4 separate regions of the Homo sapiens genome follow, and all the other regions are linked to region 2. Evidence: chromatin contacts called from ENCODE Hi-C or POLR2A ChIA-PET data. All regions are on one chromosome and are shown on one strand. The core of a region is the stretch at or near the end of the contact, and the rest is flanking DNA. Distances in the headings are between cores, read along the strand shown. Region 1 overlaps RNGTT (RNA guanylyltransferase and 5'-phosphatase). Region 2 overlaps CNR1 (cannabinoid receptor 1). Region 3 overlaps RNGTT (RNA guanylyltransferase and 5'-phosphatase). Region 4 has its middle 39 kb from the start of AKIRIN2.

The links. Hi-C counts contacts between places; a loop is a spot of excess contacts on that map. ChIA-PET counts read pairs that join two places held with the same protein, here RNA polymerase II (POLR2A). Pooled maps may share reads with other maps.
Region 1: a loop to region 2 is called in a pooled map, with 2.2 times the contacts of the local background. The contact joins two enhancer-like sites. A Hi-C loop is called at or near these places in 2 of 37 single-sample maps with no recorded cell type and 3 of 50 pooled maps. POLR2A ChIA-PET finds 5 or more read pairs at or near these places in 1 of 52 experiments (activated CD4-positive, alpha-beta memory T cell).
Region 3: a loop to region 2 is called in a pooled map, with 7 times the contacts of the local background. The contact joins two enhancer-like sites. A Hi-C loop is called at or near these places in 1 of 37 single-sample maps with no recorded cell type and 2 of 50 pooled maps. POLR2A ChIA-PET finds 5 or more read pairs at or near these places in 1 of 52 experiments (OCI-LY7).
Region 4: a loop to region 2 is called in a pooled map, with 2.1 times the contacts of the local background. The contact joins two enhancer-like sites. A Hi-C loop is called at or near these places in 1 of 168 maps with a recorded cell type or tissue (B cell), 5 of 37 single-sample maps with no recorded cell type and 4 of 50 pooled maps. POLR2A ChIA-PET finds 5 or more read pairs at or near these places in 1 of 52 experiments (B cell).

The regions. Positions count from the first base shown.
Region 1 is chr6:88,638,860-88,643,939 of GRCh38, reverse strand. All of the region lies in intron 14 of RNGTT (RNA guanylyltransferase and 5'-phosphatase), which reads left to right. Among named protein-coding and RNA genes, the nearest start is that of RNGTT, 320 kb to the left of the region's middle. Within about 2 kb of position 2,264, at least 3 of the 41 ENCODE cell types and tissues checked have a DNase peak (open chromatin) inside an H3K27ac peak, as active enhancers do.
Region 2 is chr6:88,139,634-88,144,748 of GRCh38, reverse strand. It overlaps CNR1 (cannabinoid receptor 1), which reads left to right. Exons shown (of 2, transcript NM_016083.6): 2 at 1-4,885. The coding sequence ends at 893. Among named protein-coding and RNA genes, the nearest start is that of CNR1, 24 kb to the left of the region's middle. RefSeq lists a silencer at 2,922-3,081. Within about 2 kb of position 2,993, at least 4 of the 41 ENCODE cell types and tissues checked have a DNase peak (open chromatin) inside an H3K27ac peak, as active enhancers do; they include OCI-LY7, where a contact is called at or near this core.
Region 3 is chr6:88,612,460-88,617,701 of GRCh38, reverse strand. RNGTT (RNA guanylyltransferase and 5'-phosphatase) reads left to right here. Exons shown (of 16, transcript NM_003800.5): 15 at 3,307-3,430; 16 at 4,820-5,242. The coding sequence ends at 4,983. Among named protein-coding and RNA genes, the nearest start is that of RNGTT, 350 kb to the left of the region's middle. Within about 2 kb of position 1,566, at least 3 of the 41 ENCODE cell types and tissues checked have a DNase peak (open chromatin) inside an H3K27ac peak, as active enhancers do; they include OCI-LY7, where a contact is called at or near this core.
Region 4 is chr6:87,739,072-87,743,939 of GRCh38, reverse strand. No RefSeq gene overlaps it. Among named protein-coding and RNA genes, the nearest start is that of AKIRIN2, 39 kb to the right of the region's middle. RefSeq lists an enhancer at 1,532-1,681. Within about 2 kb of position 1,664, at least 4 of the 41 ENCODE cell types and tissues checked have a DNase peak (open chromatin) inside an H3K27ac peak, as active enhancers do.

The sequences.
Region 1 (5,080 bases), core at 1,015-3,514, 500 kb before region 2:
TTTTAATTGTGATGTTAGGGTGTCAATTTTAGATCTTTCCTGCTTTCTCTTGTGGGCATTTAGTGCCATACATTTCCCTCTACACACCGCTTTAAATGTGTCCCAGAGATTCTGGTATGTTGTGTCTTTGTTCGCGTTGGTTTCAAAGAACATCTTTATTTCTGCCTTCATTTCGTTATGTACCCAGTAGTCATTCAGGAGCAGGTTGTTCAGTTTCCATGTAGTTGAGCAGTTTTGAGTGAGTTTCTTAATCCTGAGTTCTAGTTTGATTGCACTGTGGTCTGAGAGACAGGTTGTTATAATTTCTGTTCTTTTACATTTGCTGAGGAGTGCTTTACTTCCAACTATGTGGCCAATTTTGGAATAGGTGTGGTGTGGTGATGAGAAGAATGTATATTCTGTTGATTTGGGGTGGAGAGTTATGTAGATGTCTATTAGGTCCACTTGGTGCAGAGCTGAATTCAATTCCTGGACATCCTTGTTAACTTTCTGTCTCGTTGATCTGTCTAATGTTGACAGTGGGGTGTTAAAGTCTCCCATTATTATTGTGTGGAGATTTTTCAGTTTGTGATGGTGTGAAAGTAATATACATTCAGTAGAACTGTGCTTTCCGTGCCCATACAATCGTTCTTTCCCTTTCAGTACTATATTCAGTAAACTATATGAGACATTCAACACTTTGTTATAAAATAGGATTTATGCTCTCTTTTGTGTGTGTCCTTTTTTTTTCAGACCTGGTCAACAGGAAGTATAAATTAGGGTTTATATTAGATGATTTTTTTTCCCAAATGTAAGCTAATGTAAGTGTCTTAAGCACACTTAAGGTAGGCTATGCTAAGCTGTGAGGTTAGGTAGGTTAGGTGTATTAAATGCATTTTTGACTTAATGATATTTTCAACTTACAGTGGGCTAAGCAGGATGTAACTGTATTGTAAGTCAAGGCGCATTTGTACTTCCCTTTTGGAAATAATAATCTTTGACATTATTTTCAAGGTTAGACATTTGCGTTGAGATCAAAGATAATTTTTTCAAACTTAGCTCTGGCATAAACAATTACATGACTTTAATTGTACTAGGTATAGAAGAAAAAGTATTTTTATAAATAGGCAAAATAAATCATTTTTATTGAGCACATATTATGTGCCTAAGACATATTATACCTTCTAGTGTTTATAGCAGTCTTACTAAGTAAATATTGCTTTTATTTTCATGTGAGAAAATGGAAACTCAGAGAGGTTAAATAACTTGCCCATGGTCATAAATTCAGCAAATGATGGAATTGAGATTAGAACTCAGGTTTTTCTGCCTTTCCAACCCCACCCTTTTTGTTCTTATGACACTGTTCTTGTATAAATATTGCTGACTTACATTTGAGAATGTCAGGTATTTCACGGGAGCCAGCACATGCAAGAGTGCATTTTAAAGAAGAACCTCTATAGAAATGTCAGACTGTATATACTTACTTCAGTTATCCAACATCATCATTTAATGAAGTATTTTCCCTGTAGCTTTTTAAAGCAAGCATTTATGTAAAATTTTCCCTTTGATATGTTAGAAGTATCCCTACCTTCTTAAAGTGTTCTGTAATTTATATAACATTTATTTGGGGTATCATATTAGGCTCTTGCTGTGTGCTTTAATAAGGCAGTGGCCTCAGGATTTGTTAAATGTCCTTAAGTCAGTTACTGCCTTGAAAAGTGGTCCATGATTAGTATATTTTTGTAGTTAGTGATTTGCTGTCAGCTGTCATTTCTCAAGGTCAAATTCTGGCAGTTCCTTGCATCCTATTATATACATCCATAAGCTTTGACCTGTGAGCCTAAAGGTATCTCTACACCCTCCTGGAGAAAGATATAGTACTTTGATTCACTGACATTACATTCCTATTTTCTCTCTCTCTCTCTCTCTCTCAAATGACAAGGTAGCTAATTCTTCTGTGTGTTCCTTAAGGCACTATTAACACTCTAGTAGTGCCAGTGTTTGTATGTTTAAAAGACCTACAGACTTACTTTTTATTTCTTTTAAATACATATACTTCTCCTGTGATCGTAAATATTTGAATGTGATGCTACTGTATACTGGCTGTGTATGTGTGAATACAGCCAAGATGACAAAAAGCAGCTGCAGTTATGCTCAGAAAGAGTGTTGTTTCATTTACAGTGGTTTCTTTTCTTCAATGAGTCTGCTGCCTTTACTCAAAAATCTCCCTTTCTTCACTGTGGCAGCAGCTGGAGTCTTTGTTACTGTCACTCACAGCCATACCAAGTGATGAAAAACAGGTTTGAAACTTAAAATACTTCTCTTTCCAACTTAGCTTGTACTCATTGTAAATTCAAGTCTCTCCACCCAAATGACTGAATCAGTTCTGCTTTCTATTTTGTCTGTCAGTGCTTTACTGGAATTTTCACTTTTGTCTTAGCAGTAATAGTGTAGTGTGATTTATAATCCACATTCCTCTATTAAGTCATTCTGCAGATTTAGATCCTTTGCTTGTCTCTACAGCACGGAGCTCATCTGTGGTACCTGAGTGTTTATGGTATATAATCATGCTTACAGTATATTTCAGCTTCACCATGGTTATTTTTTTTTTTTTTTTTTTTTAAGACAGAGTCTCACTCTGTTGCCCAAGCTAGAGTGCAGTGGCGCCATCTCAGCTCACTGCAACCTCCGCCTCATGGGTTCAAGTGATTCTCCTGCCTCAGCTTCCTGAGTAGCTGGGATTACAGGCGCCCGCCACCGTGCCTGGCTAATTTTTGTATTTTTAGTAGAGACAGGGTTTCACTATCTTGGCCACTCTGGTCTCAGACTCCTGACCTTGTGATCCACCCGCCTTGGCCTCCCAAAGTACTGGGATTACAGGCATGAGCCACCGCACCCGGCCGGTCGTCTTAACACAGCAGTATTAATATGAACTGGGAGCTTTTTATCCAACTGGAAACATGGTAATGGCAGATTCTAGGGAGTCTCATAGAAGAAATACATTATTAGGTATGAAAATAACCCAAGCAGCTTATTATACTATGCAGAGGAATCTCTTAAAGAATAGTTTCATCTACTTCTTTCCATTAATAGGGACCTTATCCAAATTTTTATTTTGGGAGCTTACAACATAAATATATAGTGTTAAGTTCTCCTGAATATACATGTAATACATATTCAGAAATAGGTGAACTGTAATGTCACAGCTTTGTCATGGTCATTTGTAACTGGAATAATAATATGCAGATGACTCTTAATTCTTCACCTCTAATCCTCAATCCTCATTCTTTTTTAAAACCTCAGTTTTGAATCTTCAGCTGCCTACTGGGCAGTTAAATTGACAATTTCAACATCACCTCAGATCCAGTTATTTTTGTTGCTCTTTTTTTTTTTTCTTTTCTTTTTTTTTTTTTTGAGACAAGGTCTCACTCTGTCACCCAGGCTGGAGTGCAGTGGTGTGATCATAGTTCACTGCACTATCTCCCAGGCTCAAGAGATCTTCCTACCTTAGCCTCTCGAGTAGCTGGGACTACAGGCACATGCCACCATGCCTGGATTTTTTTTTTTTTTTTTTGTAGAGACAGGGTCTCGGTATGCTGCCTATGTTGGTCTCAAACTCCTGAGCTGAAGTTATCCTCCCACCTTGGCCTCCCAAAGTGCTGGGATTACAGGCATGAGCCACTGCACTGGCCTTTATTGCTCGATAAATGACATTTAATTAATACCTACCACATGTTATGCATCATTCACTCATTAAACTGACATTCATTAAGCATCTTTATGTGCCAAGTACTTTGATAGGCACTGGGATTCAAGTGGTGAATAAGACTGAAATGGTCCCTGCCTTTATGGAGTTTAATGTCTACAGCATAGGGGCTGCTAATTGAATAAATACTTCAGGATTGACTAATACAATGATAAGGAAAATAAGGGGACTCTTCAGATGGAGAGCAAGGGTAGCTAGCCCTGTCTAATGAGTCACAGAAGGCCTCCCTGATTGAAGTCATTTTTAAGCCACGAATTGAAGGGTGTGAAGGAGTTAGATGATTGGGGGCAAACTATTTTTTTCTCTCTATGCCTTAGTTTCCTCATTTGTAGAGATAAAAAGAGAAAACAAATGAATAAATTCCTTAATGCATGTGAAGGTACTTAGAACAGTACCTGGCTCTGAGTGTGGCTGCTGTCTTCATCATCTGTATCGTCATCATTAATCATTCATTCAGGTTTTCAAATAAACATCTATTGAGCACTTACAAAGTACTAGGCATTTTTCAGTATTGTGGTGGGATTCAGAAATGAAAATCATAAAAATCTATCCTTCCAAGGAGATATGTATACAAATAGCTACAAAGCAGAGAGTAATACAGCAAGAACTATAAGGGAAGTATGAGCCAATTTCTGGGCAGGAGCATTCCTTTTTATTTGGGAGTGGTGTATGATTTGTGCCACTTACTTGGCAAGTGCTTGTAAACTGCCTGTGAAATCTTATTTTTTCTTGTTTTCTTATTTACTTTTTGAGATTTTGCCTGTGTATATCTTTACTTGCCACTGAAATTTTTCATGTTGAAGTGAGGAAGTATATATCTCACAGACTGAGATATATGAATAGTAGGTGCTCTGTATGCTGATGAGTAGTCTTAAAAGCCTATTAAACTTTTAATAGTAACCCAGTACCATTTAATAGTAAAATAAGTAACCCAAAAGGGTTACTTACTTTAAAAGCCTCGTAACTGCTTAAGGCCTTTATTATAATAGTGTCACATGCTTTAGAGGGACTCAGTGTAGATGAAGAAATAGACGTTACCTCCTCTAAAATAAAAAAAGTTATTCATGGATGCATCATCTGTTGATTCTACCAAATGTCTGTTCTAATATTTGCTGTAGTAAAGTGACATCTTTGACATCATTTTTGAAATGTATTACCATATTTAACTGAAAAAAACAGAGTAACAGTCAAAATTGGTAATAATTTTAAATTTTGTTTAACATTACCAAAAGTCGTATAATTCAGTTTGGCTGATACAAAATATGAGGCTTAGCAGACAGTTACATATTTCAACAAATTGAAGTTTTCAAATGTTGCTTACATTTCTGTCTTGAG
Region 2 (5,115 bases), core at 1,744-4,243:
ACTTCCACGTGTTCCACCGCAAAGATAGCCGCAACGTGTTTCTGTTCAAACTGGGTGGGGTCACGGCCTCCTTCACTGCCTCCGTGGGCAGCCTGTTCCTCACAGCCATCGACAGGTACATATCCATTCACAGGCCCCTGGCCTATAAGAGGATTGTCACCAGGCCCAAGGCCGTGGTGGCGTTTTGCCTGATGTGGACCATAGCCATTGTGATCGCCGTGCTGCCTCTCCTGGGCTGGAACTGCGAGAAACTGCAATCTGTTTGCTCAGACATTTTCCCACACATTGATGAAACCTACCTGATGTTCTGGATCGGGGTCACCAGCGTACTGCTTCTGTTCATCGTGTATGCGTACATGTATATTCTCTGGAAGGCTCACAGCCACGCCGTCCGCATGATTCAGCGTGGCACCCAGAAGAGCATCATCATCCACACGTCTGAGGATGGGAAGGTACAGGTGACCCGGCCAGACCAAGCCCGCATGGACATTAGGTTAGCCAAGACCCTGGTCCTGATCCTGGTGGTGTTGATCATCTGCTGGGGCCCTCTGCTTGCAATCATGGTGTATGATGTCTTTGGGAAGATGAACAAGCTCATTAAGACGGTGTTTGCATTCTGCAGTATGCTCTGCCTGCTGAACTCCACCGTGAACCCCATCATCTATGCTCTGAGGAGTAAGGACCTGCGACACGCTTTCCGGAGCATGTTTCCCTCTTGTGAAGGCACTGCGCAGCCTCTGGATAACAGCATGGGGGACTCGGACTGCCTGCACAAACACGCAAACAATGCAGCCAGTGTTCACAGGGCCGCAGAAAGCTGCATCAAGAGCACGGTCAAGATTGCCAAGGTAACCATGTCTGTGTCCACAGACACGTCTGCCGAGGCTCTGTGAGCCTGATGCCTCCCTGGCAGCACAGGAAAAGAATTTTTTTTTTTAAGCTCAAAATCTAGAAGAGTCTATTGTCTCCTTGGTTATATTTTTTTAACTTTACCATGCTCAATGAAAAGGTGATTGTCACCATGATCACTTATCAGTTTGCTAATGTTTCCATAGTTTAGGTACTCAAACTCCATTCTCCAGGGGTTTACAGTGAAGAAAGCCTGTTGTTTAAGTGACTGAACGATCCTTCAAAGTCTCAATGAAATAGGAGGGAAACCTTTGGCTACACAATTGGAAGTCTAAGAACCCATGGAAAAATGCCATCAAATGAATAATGCCTTTGTAACCACAACTTTCACTATAATGTGAAATGTAACTGTCCGTAGTATCAGAGATGTCCATTTTTACAAGTTATAGTACTAGAGATATTTTGTAAAATGTATTATGTCCTGTGAGATGTGTATCAGTGTTTATGTGCTATTAATATTTGTTTAGTTCAGCAAAACTGAAAGGTAGACTTTTATGAGAACAATGGACAAGCAGTGGATACGTGTCAATGTGTGCACTTTTTTTCTATATTATTGCCCATGATATAACTTTAGAAATAAACCTTAATATTTCTTCAAATATCTCTATTTAATTTTGACACTGAAATAACCGTAAAGGTTTATTTTTCTGTTACCTCAACAAGAAGAATTTGAAGACTTCAAAATATTGAGCAGAATTCATTCATACTTAAAAATTTATTAGCCCTGCATTTTCATAGGAAGACACATTATCTTCTGGACTATAGCTGTTCTAATGGATTATAATCAGAATGGAAGAGAGAAAGCATATTGACTTTTTTTGAGCGACATCTCTGACTTTCTTTAGTCTTTAGCTATTACTGGATCTCTTAAGACAGCATGTGTTAATCTTAATGTATATCGTTATCACTGTGCAGTTGCTGTTTACTTGAATAGTATTGTGTTCCTATATTCCAGGTTTAAGTAGATTTCATGCCTGGGTGGCCAAACAACAGTCTTCATTTTTTTTAATTGAAAAGAAGTAGTGTCTGGATCAGTAAAATTATACTGTGTGTGAGTGTGAATATAAATGTGTGTATGTGTGTTTCTGTCCTGTAACTGTTACAGTAATGTCATAAAGTGAGAAAACTGTGACCAAGTATAAACTTTTACCACTTGCTGCACTCTTGCACATGGATTCAGTTTCTAAAATTGAGTTCTTCCTGTAATCTTGTTGATAAAAATACTGACTCCAACCATTCAAAAATTTCACCCCATCCCTCCTTAAGAGATTGGATCAAGTATTACTAAATTGACCTTTAGGTATTACACAAGACCAGTGCTTAGCAAAAAATAATGACAGGCATCCAAGGAAGGGATGTATTTGTAGTGTTATTGCCAGGAAAGGAGAGTACTTTGGTTTCTGAGCACCGAATATTGAGCAATATGTCAGTCACTAAAAGGAAGACAGTTCTACAGAAAAACAATGGTAACATTTTTCAATAGCGTGTGTAGATAGTATGCACTATATACATCACGTTAAAGTAGGACTATCACACCCAGCCCATGTGGCTAAAAAAGCTGAATCAGACAGTGGATGAGACACACAACGGCAGTGAAGAACCGATACACTTGGCATTGACGTCTAGCTATGCTGTATCTGTGCTTTGCCCACATGCCCTTGGTGACAGCTGAGCACCCAGCTCTGTCTTGGTAGGTTTGGGCTAAGGAACAAATCTCTCCTTTGCTCGTGGTTAGCAAGATACACTCAAGCATGAAGATAAACACAGCTGCTTTCTTCTTACACCCCGGTCTCATGCTCCTTAATGGCGCCATGGGTGCTTGTTGGGCCTTTTTCCAGTAAGGAATGATATTGCTGAAGAATCTACTTAACCCTGACAAATTTTAATTATAATCTCTTCTTATACAGATAAAACATGACTCCTACAAGGCCCCAAGGTTTACATAGTCTGAAGTGAAGTACAGAGCTGGCATCTATCTGGTGATTTCTAGCTCTCGAGATACCCAAGCAGCCTGATGGGGCAGTTCCCCTTCTTACGGTTCACGCTCTAAGGCAGGATGTGGCTTATGAGATACTTTGCATTGTCTGTCTGCACACCTTGAATCTGCCTGCTGGCTCCCTTACTTTACCTCTCTGTCATGTGCAGATGAAGGCTCAGGGTGCTAGAGGATTAGTAAGATCTCTTTCTAAAGACAGGAGAGATTATTTACAAGAAGAACTCACCAGGGTTTAGTTTGCATTTAAGAATTGCCAGTCTTTTGTCCTGCATCATCTTGAACATTAATCCACATGTTTCAGAGCTCACCAGGCAGTACCAATGCTCTTTTCACAGCTATGAAGAGCTAGAGAAATTCTTGTTATGGTAGAAAAATTTCACGATTCATTTTTGAAACTGCATTTGTGCGTATGCAGTGTAGATTTTATAGTGTGTTGTGCTTTCAAGATCTAAATCATATATAATAAATTAAGGGACAATGGGGCTGACAGCACTAAACTTGGTGCTTATTGATATTCTAAGAAATATCTGTGAAATATCATCACGTATGTTATACAACCTTCATTTAAAAAGGTTTAAAACTAGTTAGATTCACTTTGACACTTTTCATATCATTTCTTAACCCAAGTGACGAAAACATTGTCCCCAATGAATATACTCATTAGAATTACCATTTGTTAATATCACTCATTAATTAACCCCATAATTAGATCCATTAATTTAAATGATTTAAATTTAAGTAAGTTTTATAAGGTCTGACATCAGAGGTATCTTACTTTCCTCTGAGGATGATGTACTTGCCCTGACCATGCATTTTACCATCACACATGTTCAGAAAGGGCCAAATTCCCAACCTGCTCATTTTTTTTTTATCAGAGTCATGATGAATCAGTCCTAGAATGTTTCATTTGCACAAGTAGGGCTGCCTCCAAGAGGAACCTCTGATTTATTTTGTATGAAATATATGTGAAAGGATATGAATCTGAGAGATGCTGTAGACATCTGTCCTACACTTGAGATGATTTCCAAGCCTCTCTGGCACTTTGAGTTAAGTCTATCTGGTATTAAATGCCAAGGACCTTTTGCTGCCTAAATCCACTCTGCAGGAAATAGGCCCAACCACCAGATGAGAATTAGGCCCTGGATGAGTAGCGCTATAGTTACTGTCCTGTTGATTAATTTCTGCCATTTCATGTCCATAAAAGAGACCACCCATATCATGCACACAATTAGATTTCTCACACTCTAACTGTATATTTGTATGATATTTTAAAATCTCCTAAATGCTGGGCAATGGCTATTAACAATTAATTGTCTTGCACTGGCCTTCTGATGAAATGTTAACAATGCCTATTGTAATATAGAAAAAAACATTCTATCTACTGATTTGGGCTGAATGTATGTAAATAGGTTTCTAAAAAGTCAGATGTTTGAGCAGTGGCCTACAAATCAGTAATTTTCGGATGGGAGAGTTTCTTTACATTGCCGTGGCATCTTAAAAGCTATCTTCATGTAAATTGACTGTACTAGGCCTACTGGGGATCAGAGTTCCCAAGAAAGGAAACCTTTTCTTGTATCTGGATTCAAATTTATTTCCAATGTTTCAAGCGGGAAACATGACTCTTTATTGTCTGTAAATCTAACATTATTACTTTTCCTCTTAGAAGAATATTGTATTGTTAGATGTTTGTTGAGCTGGTAACATCGTTGCAACCACTGCAATATCTTCGTTAGTAATCTGTATAATACTTTGTATACAAGTACTGGTAAGATTGTTATTAAATGTAGCTTCAGTCATTAAATTACTATAGCAAAGTAGTACTTCTTCTGTAATATTTACAATGTATTAAGCCCACAGTATATTTTATTTCAATGTAATTAAACTGTTAACTTATTCAAAGAGAAAACATCTCATCATGTCTATTGTCCAAAGTTACCTGGAATCAAATAAAAATTCTAGATTACCATGAAGAACATAAAATGCCTTTGAACTCTGCCTTATTTCACAGTCTGATGGCAAAATACTAAGGATTTAATTTCTAAAAGATTGCTGAACTAATTTATTCCTCAAAAAGCACTAATGACTACTTGAAAAGTGGGGACATATTGGATTAATCTATTTATTTTTACCATAGGAAAAACACACAAAAAGCTATTTTTTACACAATAAAGCAGAAAAGGCCACCACACCTTTAAAAAGCATTATTTCAT
Region 3 (5,242 bases), core at 317-2,816, 470 kb before region 2:
ACTATCTTAAAATTCATACAGAATCTCAATAGACCCCAAAAGGCCAAAACAATCTTGAGAAAGAACAAAGTTGGAGGCCTCACACTTCCTGATTTCAAAACATACTTCAAAGCATCTAATTTAGATGGCATACTTAATTACTGGCATAAAGATAGAGATACAAATCAATGGAGCAGAATAGAGAGCCCAGAAATAAATCATTGCATATATGGCCAAATGATTTGCCACAAGGGCGCCAATACTACACAATGGGAAGGGACAATCAATATCTTCAACTAACAGTGTTGGGAAAGCAATATCCACATGCAAAAGAATGAAGTTGAACCCCTACCTTACACCATATACAAAAATTAACACAAAAATAAAGACCAAAACATAAGACCTTAAACTATTAAACTTGTAAAAGATAACATAGGAGAAATCTTTTTTTTGGAGATGGAGTCTCCCTCTCTTGCCCAGGCTGGAGTGCAGTGGCACGATCTCAGCTCACTGCAAGCTCCGCCTCCCAGGTTCATGCCATTATCCTGCCTCAGCCTCCCGAGTAGCTGGGACTGCAGGCACCTGCCACCACGCCCGGCTAATCTTTTTGTATTTTTAGTAGAGACAGGGTTTCACTGTGTTAGCCAGGATGGTCTCGATCTGACCTCATGATCTGCCCACCTCGGCCTCCCAAAGTGCTGGGATTACAGGCGTGAGCCACTGTGCCCGGCCAGGACAAATCTTTAGGACATTGGATTAGGCAATGATTTCTTGTGTGCAACACCAAAATCATAGGCAACAAAATAAAAAATAGACAAAGAGGACTACATCAAAGTTAAAAACTTATGTACATCAAAGGAATCAATCAGCAGTGTGAAAAGGCAGCCTACAGAATGGGAGAAAATAATTGCAAATTGTACATCTGATAAGAAGTTAATGTCCAGAATATATAAGGAACTCCTACATCTCAACAACAATAAACAACCCAATTAAAAAAATTGACAAAGTTTCTTGTATACTGAAGAAAGTATACTGAAGAAAGTATACAGCCAATAAGCACATGGAAAGATTCTCAGTCATTAGTGAAATGCAAATCAAGACCACAATGAGATAGCACCTGACACCATCAGGATGGCCACTATGAAAGAACAAAAAGTTTAAATTAGAGCACAGTAAACAATGGGCGTCAATTTTTTTTAAAAAAAAAAGGAACAAAAACTAACAGGTGTTAAGGATGTGACATTGGAACCCTTGCATACTGTTAGTGAGAATGTAAATTGATGCAGCCATTATGGAAAACAAAGGGGTCCTCAAAAGATTAAAAATAAAATTATGATCCAGTGATACTGCCTCTGGGTGTATAGCCAAAATAATTTAAAACCGGATCTCAAAGAGATATTTTCACACCCACGTTCTTTGCAACATTATCCAAAATAGCCAAGAGGTAGAAGCAGCCCACGTGTCCATTGACAGATGAATGGCTAAAGAAAATGTGGTGTATACATACAGTGGAATATTATTCTACCTTTAAAAAGAAAGAATTTCTGTCACATGCTACAACATGAATAAACCTCAAGGACATTATGCTAAGTGAAACAAGCCAATCACAAAAGGACAAATAGTGTGTGATTCTGTTAATACTCGTATGAAGTATCTAAAGTAGTCAAAATCATAGAAACAGAAAGTAGAAAGGCAGTTATCAAGGTCTGGGTAGAGGGGAAGGGGGGCAATTAGTGTTTAGGGAGTATAGCATTTCAGTGTTGCAAGATGGAAAAGTTCTAGACATACACTTAGCATTGCTGAACTGTACACTTAAAAATGGTTAAGATGGAAAATTCAATGTTTTTTTACCACAGATTTTAAAAAGCAATGTTTCATTGCCTAATTTTATATTTGGTTAACAATTTTACTGATTGTTCTATGTCCCAGGCACTTTCAATTATTATTCTTTCAGTGACCCAGTAAATTAGGAACTTGTTCCCCATTTTAGAAATTAGGAAATAGACACTGAAAGGTTTAGAAACTTATTTCTGTTAGACCTTACATGTGGTATAGCAAAACTGTGTTTACCTAACTGAATGAGTTGTCCAATACTTGCATATACACAGTGTTTCCAAAATAAAAGAATGGGTCCCTAGAAAGCAAGGCAAGAGAATTGAGACTAAAATAATGAATATTTGAGGATAAATTTGGCAAGTTTGCTACTTGGAATATCACTTTTTTGGGCATGTCTAGTTCCAAAACCACTGAGTGTATTGCACCTGTTGGATTTGTTGAAAATGCAGATGGTACAATCAAATGTAAAGGGAAAGGAATATAGTTTGAAAGTTTTTATGAAGACATGTGCTGCCTAATCTGCGAATTGAAAGCATCTTTTAAAAACTTACTTCTCGTCATATTCCTAGGTGGTAGTGAATATGTGGGTAGAAAAATGAGAATGTTTCAGATAATGCTAATGAAGTTAAATGATTGCAGTCTACCATATTGTGAGGAAAAGTTGTTAGCCATGAAAGATGAGGACAGAATTAAAATATTACCATGACTGGCATTTGATTTGAAAACTACAAAGATAAGCTTAGGTTCCTATTTATGAAAACCATTCTCACAGCCCAGTGAAATATCTTTTAAAAGGTTCGTAGTTACCATGGATACTTGTTAGCTTTGATAGAGTATCCATATTCAGTCATCTGAGGTGAAGAAGCCAAAAAACCCATCAACTAATGTCACAAATAGCTTCATCTGTAAATTTGTACTAGTTTGGGGATGGAAAGGCTAAGTTTCCTGAAGATTAGATTGTTGGTTAATTGTCACTGCTTGGAAAGCAAAATATTTAGGATGTACATTGCCTGAATTTGATCCTAGTATTCACTATTGATATGTAACTTTTTCATTTAACTAGTACACGGCATTTCTTAGATTTTAACATAGGAATTTAGATGGTTAGACCTTTCTGAAAGTTGATGAAACCTAGGCAGTATACTCAATTTCTGAAAGCCGTAGAGACACAGACAATATTGAAGGTATTGGTCCCCATGGTAACATATTTGCATTTGGCCCAGCATGGCTGGTTTCTGCCTAGCTTCTTTTAATTGCTATATATTGACAGCCATTTTCACAATTATTTATAAAATGTCGGATAAGTGAGCATGTGTACAAGGGAGTGCACACCATACCTTAAGCTTGATTAGATACTTCAGATGACAAAGAGCTCTCTGCATGAAGAGTTACTGAGGTATTTTTATCATTTCCTAATGTGCCTGTCACATAGTAGAAGCAAAAAGCCTTTCAAGTTATTTAAATATTTTCCTCAATTCTCTTTCAAAACAGGTGACAAAAGAGCTGAAACAGTATGACAACAAAATTATAGAATGCAAATTTGAGAACAACAGCTGGGTCTTCATGAGACAGAGAACAGACAAAAGTTTTCCTAATGCCTACAACACTGCCATGGGTGAGTATGACAACTTACCAGTGCTTATTATATTTAAAACAAAAATTAAGGTGTTAGACCCAAAGTGTGCTGCCTTTGTTGTTTTGCTTAATGGGGCATAGTCATTTGGACTTCATCCTTGTTTGATGGGAAAGATACGTCAAGTCTGTATTCTGTTTGGCTCCAGTTGGCTTGTAGGTTCTACTCTCTAAACTGGTGATCTTGTGCCCATGCACCCAAAAGAGAAGTTTAAAGGGCAGGATACTGGGCTGTATACAAGTTGAATTTATTGAACAACAACAACAACAGAAACCATGATAATTTCAGATCTATTCAAAACTATAAAAACCATTGTTTGCCAGATGGTAAAAGACAAAATTATCAGGGGAAAATGTAATTTCCAGCTCTTAAAATAGCTTTATAAACAATGGAGAACAAAGTAAACGAAAACCATTTAAAAAGACAAAATCTGCTATGCTATTCTTCAGAGTGTTCTTTGGGTACAATATGAATGCTTTGGGAATTCAGAATAGTAAGTTTCTTTCATGGGGAACAACACAAATTAATTGAAGTTTATAAGGTATACCACTACCAGTAGCAGTTGTTGTTCTGGATTGCATTTTTAGTGGAGTTGAAAAAAGGTAAAAACCAAGATAACAGGTTAATCAAACTTTACTTTTAGAATGTGCAGTTGATGAGGAGGATGATGATGATGATATGATAAGCTAATGAGAAAATATTGAAATTGCCAATTTCAGCTTTGCAGTTTAAAAGTTACTGTTGTACATTTAGGAGTTCTCATTGGAACTAGCATCCATGTTCAGACAAGATGAGTTAATTTCAAAAGTCAGGATGATTAAGCCAATGTCTTTTCTTCTAAGACCAAATAGGTAAATAAAATGAAAAGGACTGGCACTAAATTTTGATAAGAGAAGATAATATGGTCTGCTAGCTACAATGAAACCACCTATTCAACAGGAATGGTGGCTGGTGCCATGTTTTATGTTTCGTAGAGTAGACTTCTTTCTGAGAGAAAGATTGAAGGACTATAGTGCACGTTTTCTGTAGAAGTTTTAGTTGAATACAGACTATGGTGCAATGTGTTGTGTTAGATTAAAATCCCATAAAAACTGGTTTGGGAGGGATAGAAAACCGTGGGGAAGACATGCTTATAGCCCAAACATTTAAAGTTTTGGTTTAAAATTAATACTGCAGTAAAGAGTAGCCATTAGACAAGCACATATTTTGGGTGTAGGGTAGGGAGGAGATAGTTCAATGTGAAGCACATCACTCAAATGGGTAAAATGGAAAGTATTTAGTATATTGGGATGAAAACCTTTCTCATAAGCCTGTGGTGAGTCAGCTGCCTTAATTAACCCTCACATGAGACCTGTCTCCCTTTGTCCACAGCTGTGTGTAACAGCATCTCAAACCCTGTCACCAAGGAGATGCTGTTTGAGTTCATCGACAGATGTACTGCAGCTTCTCAAGGACAGAAGCGAAAACATCATCTGGACCCTGACACGGAGCTCATGCCACCACCACCTCCCAAAAGACCACGCCCTTTAACCTAAGACCTGCCTGTGACTTGAGGGTTAAGAAGAAAGAGGAATGAGGAAAAAACGCTGTTGCCCATTTTTGTAGCCAGAGAAATTGAAAAACGACTGTGGCTTGATGTTGATACACATTTGAATTTTTTTTAAAAAAAGAAAGTTATCGTAGCCAGCCTGTAAATACTTGATGCATTCGTTTCCTCAGTGCTGCAATACATCGTGGACTTAAACATCTTATTTATCTGATAAACTCAGCCTTACCTTGTGGAATCTGAAGATT
Region 4 (4,868 bases), core at 415-2,914, 400 kb after region 2:
TTACATCCACTTTCTCTTTTTGAGAAGAAAGTCACCCTCTAAACTGCCACATAGGCTATTTTGCTGGGAGCTCTTCCATTGTCTTTTTAAAATTTTAATGTGTAGTAATCTTGACTCTTGAATGAGGGACCATCAGAAAGAACTTCCTAGTCAAGTTGTAAGGGGGCGGAGGTGTAGACCTTGTTCCAGGTTCTGCTCATTTCTTCCCCTGCCCCTCCCAGACCTGTCACAGATTCAGGGCTGGTCAAATCTTGTCCCAAAACCAAAGAAATCTGCCCCAGAAGACTTCTGAGATTGTCACAAGATTTCTAGTTATCAGAACCAAGGCCATCCAGGCCTCCAACTGAATCTAGATAAAAACCATCTGAATTGAGAACATTCTAGAAACAGAGATCAAGGACAGGATGATACTTTGTAACTATGGGAGGGAATATGGCTTCTCATTTTTCAAGAGAAAATAAAAACAAGATTTCTTGACGTTCTTTCCACTGAATGCTAAAGAAAGCTTCATTGTTAGCTGTCTCCTCTCCCAAACAATAAGGAAGCAAACAAAACAGAATAGAACACCCCTGTACTTCAGAGGTCTTTTTTCTCAGTGCTGCATGTTTTATGCATTATGAACTGAGGTTATCTTTTTCTTGTTAGGGTTTACATAGAACCGAGATAGCCATTAGATATTCTGATTATTAAAGAAGTTAGAAATATTTTTTTAACTCTAAAGGGGCTTCTCTTATTTAATTCTTTTAAAAATCTATTACTGTAATGCAGAGCATTGTCTTTGTCATTATAAAGAATTTTTAAAAATGATAACTAATACAGTCTTATTTTTGAAATTGTCTTCTAGTTCAGAAGGGAGAGGGAGAGTAAACCAAGAATATGAAAAAGCAAGAAAAGCATTAAGTGCGAAGGGATCTTTTAAAAACTTGTGTTAGGAGTGGTGGAAGGTAGTATTTCGTAGTGTTCCTAGGATTTCACTAATGAGCAGATTGAGGATACAAATGATTAATAAAACACATTATCTTGGCCTGAAGCATCTTCCAGGCTAGTTGAAAGACAAGCATGTAAATCAATTGATTACAGTTAAAAAGACAAGAGCTTTAAGGAATAGAAATGACATGCTGTGAAAACTGAGAGAAGAGAATGACTAGGTCTGCTCAGGAAAATCAAGAAAGGCTTCACATAGAAGATGACATTTGAGCTGGGTCACCAAATGTGGTAGTTTTAAAATATGTTCACAAATTTTTAGATACTTCTCCTTTCAAGAGGTGGAACTTAACTCCCCTCCCTTTGAGTGTGGACTGGACTTAGTGACACTCAGCCTCCCAAGTAGCTGGGATTACAGGCACCCACCACCATGTTCGGCTAGTTTTTGTATTTTCAGTAGAGACGGGGTTTCACTGTGTTGGCCAGGCTGGTCTCGAACTCCTGACCTCAGATGATCTGCCTGCCTTGGCCTACCAAAGTGCTGGGATTACAGGCATGAGCCACAGCACTTGGTGTCAACTTCTTTGTGCTGTCTACTAGTGACACTAATAGAAAATGGCAGAAGTGACAGTGTACTTCAAAGATGAGGTTATCAGCAGCATTATGGTTTCCTGTTTACTCTCTTCCTTGGATCACTCACTGTGAAGGAAGTCAGCTGCCATGTCACGAGGACACTCAAGCAGATCTATGAAGATGACTACATGGCAAGAAAGTAAGGCCTCCTGCCCACAACAGCCACGTGGGTGAGCCATCTTGGAAGTGGCTCCTCCAGTCCCAGTCAGGTCTTTGGATGACTGCAGCCTCAGCCAACATCTTGACTGCAACTGCATGTGAGACCATGAACTAGAACCATACAGCTAAGCCACTCAGAATTCCCAACCCCAGAAACTGTGAGGTAATAAATGTTTATCATTGGTTTAGATCACTACCTTTTGGGATAATTTGTTATACAGCAATAGATTCCTAATACCCCAGATGAGTATCAATTTGCTCTATTGGCAGGTGGGAGGCATCCAAATAGAACTGAAAGGGTCCCAGTGAGTGGTTGAGTATGGCTGGAGTGTAAGACATGTAGTTGTGACTCTTAAGCTTTTAGTGTATTAGCAAATGCCCTAAGTATTCTTAAAAGTGGAATTTCCTTAAATTAATGAATATCGTTGGCCAGGTGCAGTGGCTCATGCCTGTAATTCCAGCACTTTGTGAGGCCAAGGCAGGAGGATCATTTGAGACCAGGAATTCAAAACAGGCCTGGGAAACATAATGACACCCCATCTCTACAAAAGAAAAGAAAAAAAAAAGAATATTGTGGAATATGGCTACTCACTGCACTTTGGGGGAAAAAAATTAAATTTTTTGCCGTGACCTGAAAGCTACTTCTCTAGTTCACCCTGTGTCACAGTCCTCCTTGCTCACTACACCTGAATCACATTGGCTTTCCTTATTCCATCTCCCCCCCAGGAGTTCTGTGCACACAGCTGCTTCTGTTTAGATAGCTCTTCTCTTTACCTTCCCTCTGGCTGACTCCTGCTTCTCTTATAAGACACAGCCTGCATGTGCCTTCAAGGAGATCCCTTTTCTGACCATCACAACTGTTGTTCTTCTCCGTAGTGCTTGTTTGTTTCTTCCATCAGAGGAATTACTCTCCAAACTCATGTTATTTGTGTTATTTGTCTGTTTGCATGTTTTTGTCTGTCTTTCACTCCAGACAGTACATTCCACTATGCAGGGGCCACTTGTTGATTGCAGTATCTCCAACACGTGGCATGGTGCCTAGCGTGTGGTAAGTGCTCATAAAATACTGATTGTAGCTATCTTCCCCTTCCTCTTGTGTAGTAAAACCTTTATATTAGGTATTCCAGTTTCTTTTTTGTTTTGTTTTATGAGATGGCGTGAGCCATCACGCCCGGCCAGATATTCCCGTTTTAAGACTATTTGTCGGCCAAGTATTCCCATTTTAAGACTATTTGTCGGCCGGGTGCAGTGGCTCACGCTTGTAATCCCAACATTTTGGGAGGCTGAGGTGGGCGGATCACCTGAGGTCAGGAGTTCGAGACCAGCCTGGCCAACATGGCAAAACCCCATCTCTACTAAAAATATAAAAATTAGCCAGGAGTGGTGGGAGGTGCCTGTAATCCCAGCTACTTGGGAGGCTGAGACAGGAGAATCGCTTGAACCCGGGAGGCAGAGTTGCAGTGAGCCAAGATCATGCCACTGCATTCCAGCCTGGGCGCAGAGTGAGACCCTGTCTCAAAAAAAAAAATGTAGATTAAACATCTTGGCAGCAATACTTCAGATACAAGGCTGTACAGATACAAGGCTGATACAAATACAGACACAAGGCTGTACTTCATACATACATATATATATGTATGTAACTCACATGTATCATATGTATATATGTATTTATGTATATCAAGAGGTACATAATTTAGTGTCTCTCTTTTGGTGATGCCAAAATTGGTCACTGGGTTTAGGTGGTAACTCCCAGATTTCACCCTGTAAAGTTGTGTTTTTCCCCTTCAGAGTGACTGCCAAGCCATCTAAGGAGTGATCTTTTGCCATCACAAATTGGAGACATAGTAATATCCCACCCATAAATACTTTAGCATATGTCATTAAAATGTAAAAACATTTTCCTTCATAGCTAAAATAATATTATCTCACTGAACAAAATTAATACTAACCCCTTAATATCACCTAACATTCAGTCCATGTTCAAATTTTCTCCCAATTCCCAAAATGTCTTTTATATCTGATTTTCCAAACTGGGATCTAAACCAGAGAAGCCAATTTTTAAATGATCATAGGAAAAACCTTAAAATATATATTACCTTAGATACAGACTTTTCCTTTTAATTTCATATTTTATCCACTAGTTAAAAAGAAATGTTGGCCGGGTACAGTGGCTCACGCCTGTAATACCAGCGCTTTGGGAGGCCGAGGTGGGCGGATCATGAGGTCAGGAGATCGAGACCATCCTGGCTAACACAGTGAAACTCCATCTCTAGTAAAAATACAAAAATTAGCTGGGTGTAGTGGAGTGCGCTTGTAATCCCAGCTACTCAGAAGGCTGGGGCAGGAGAATCGCTTGAACCTGGGAGGCGGAGATTGCAGTGAGCTGAGATCGCGCCATTGCATTCCAGCCTGGCGACAGAGCAAGACTGTCTCAAAAAAAAAAAAAAAAAAAGAAAAAAGAAAAAAGGAAAAAAAGAAATGTTATTGCTGTCATTGCAGTAGGTGAATGTCATATGCATGTAGTTAGGAAATTTACAAATCCTGTTCTAAAATTTTTAACTGAACCGGGTGTGGTTCAGTTTATAGGCTCACGTCTGTAATCCCAGCACTTTGGGAGGCTGAGGTGGGCTGATCACTTGAGTCCAGGAGTTCGAGACCAGCCTGGCCAACATGGTGAAAACTCGTCTCTACTAAAAATACAAAAATTATCTGGGCATGGTGGCACACACCTATAATCCCAGCTACTCGGGAGGCTGAGGCACAAGAATCACTTGAACTCTGAAGGTGGAGGTTGGAGTGAGCTGAGATCACACCGCTGCACTCCAGCCTGAGCCACAGAGCCAGATTCTGTCTCAAAACAATGAAAATAAAAAAAATAAAAAAATAGAATCCTCATCTGGCAGTTCTGGTTCCAAAAAAGTAAAATAAAATTTATCACTAATAACATTATATCCTCATGATTTTTAAGTTCTTACTAACGATAAAGAAATATTAAAATCACTATAAGATTGAAATATGTTCATTCATAAGTTGAATCCAAGTAGTAAATCTTGCCCAGTGGCTAAGAATCAGAAACAGAATCAGCGCCTTGGGTGTAAGCACTATCTCAGCAGAAGAAAGAGGGAAACTAGTAGCTAGGTTCACACTAA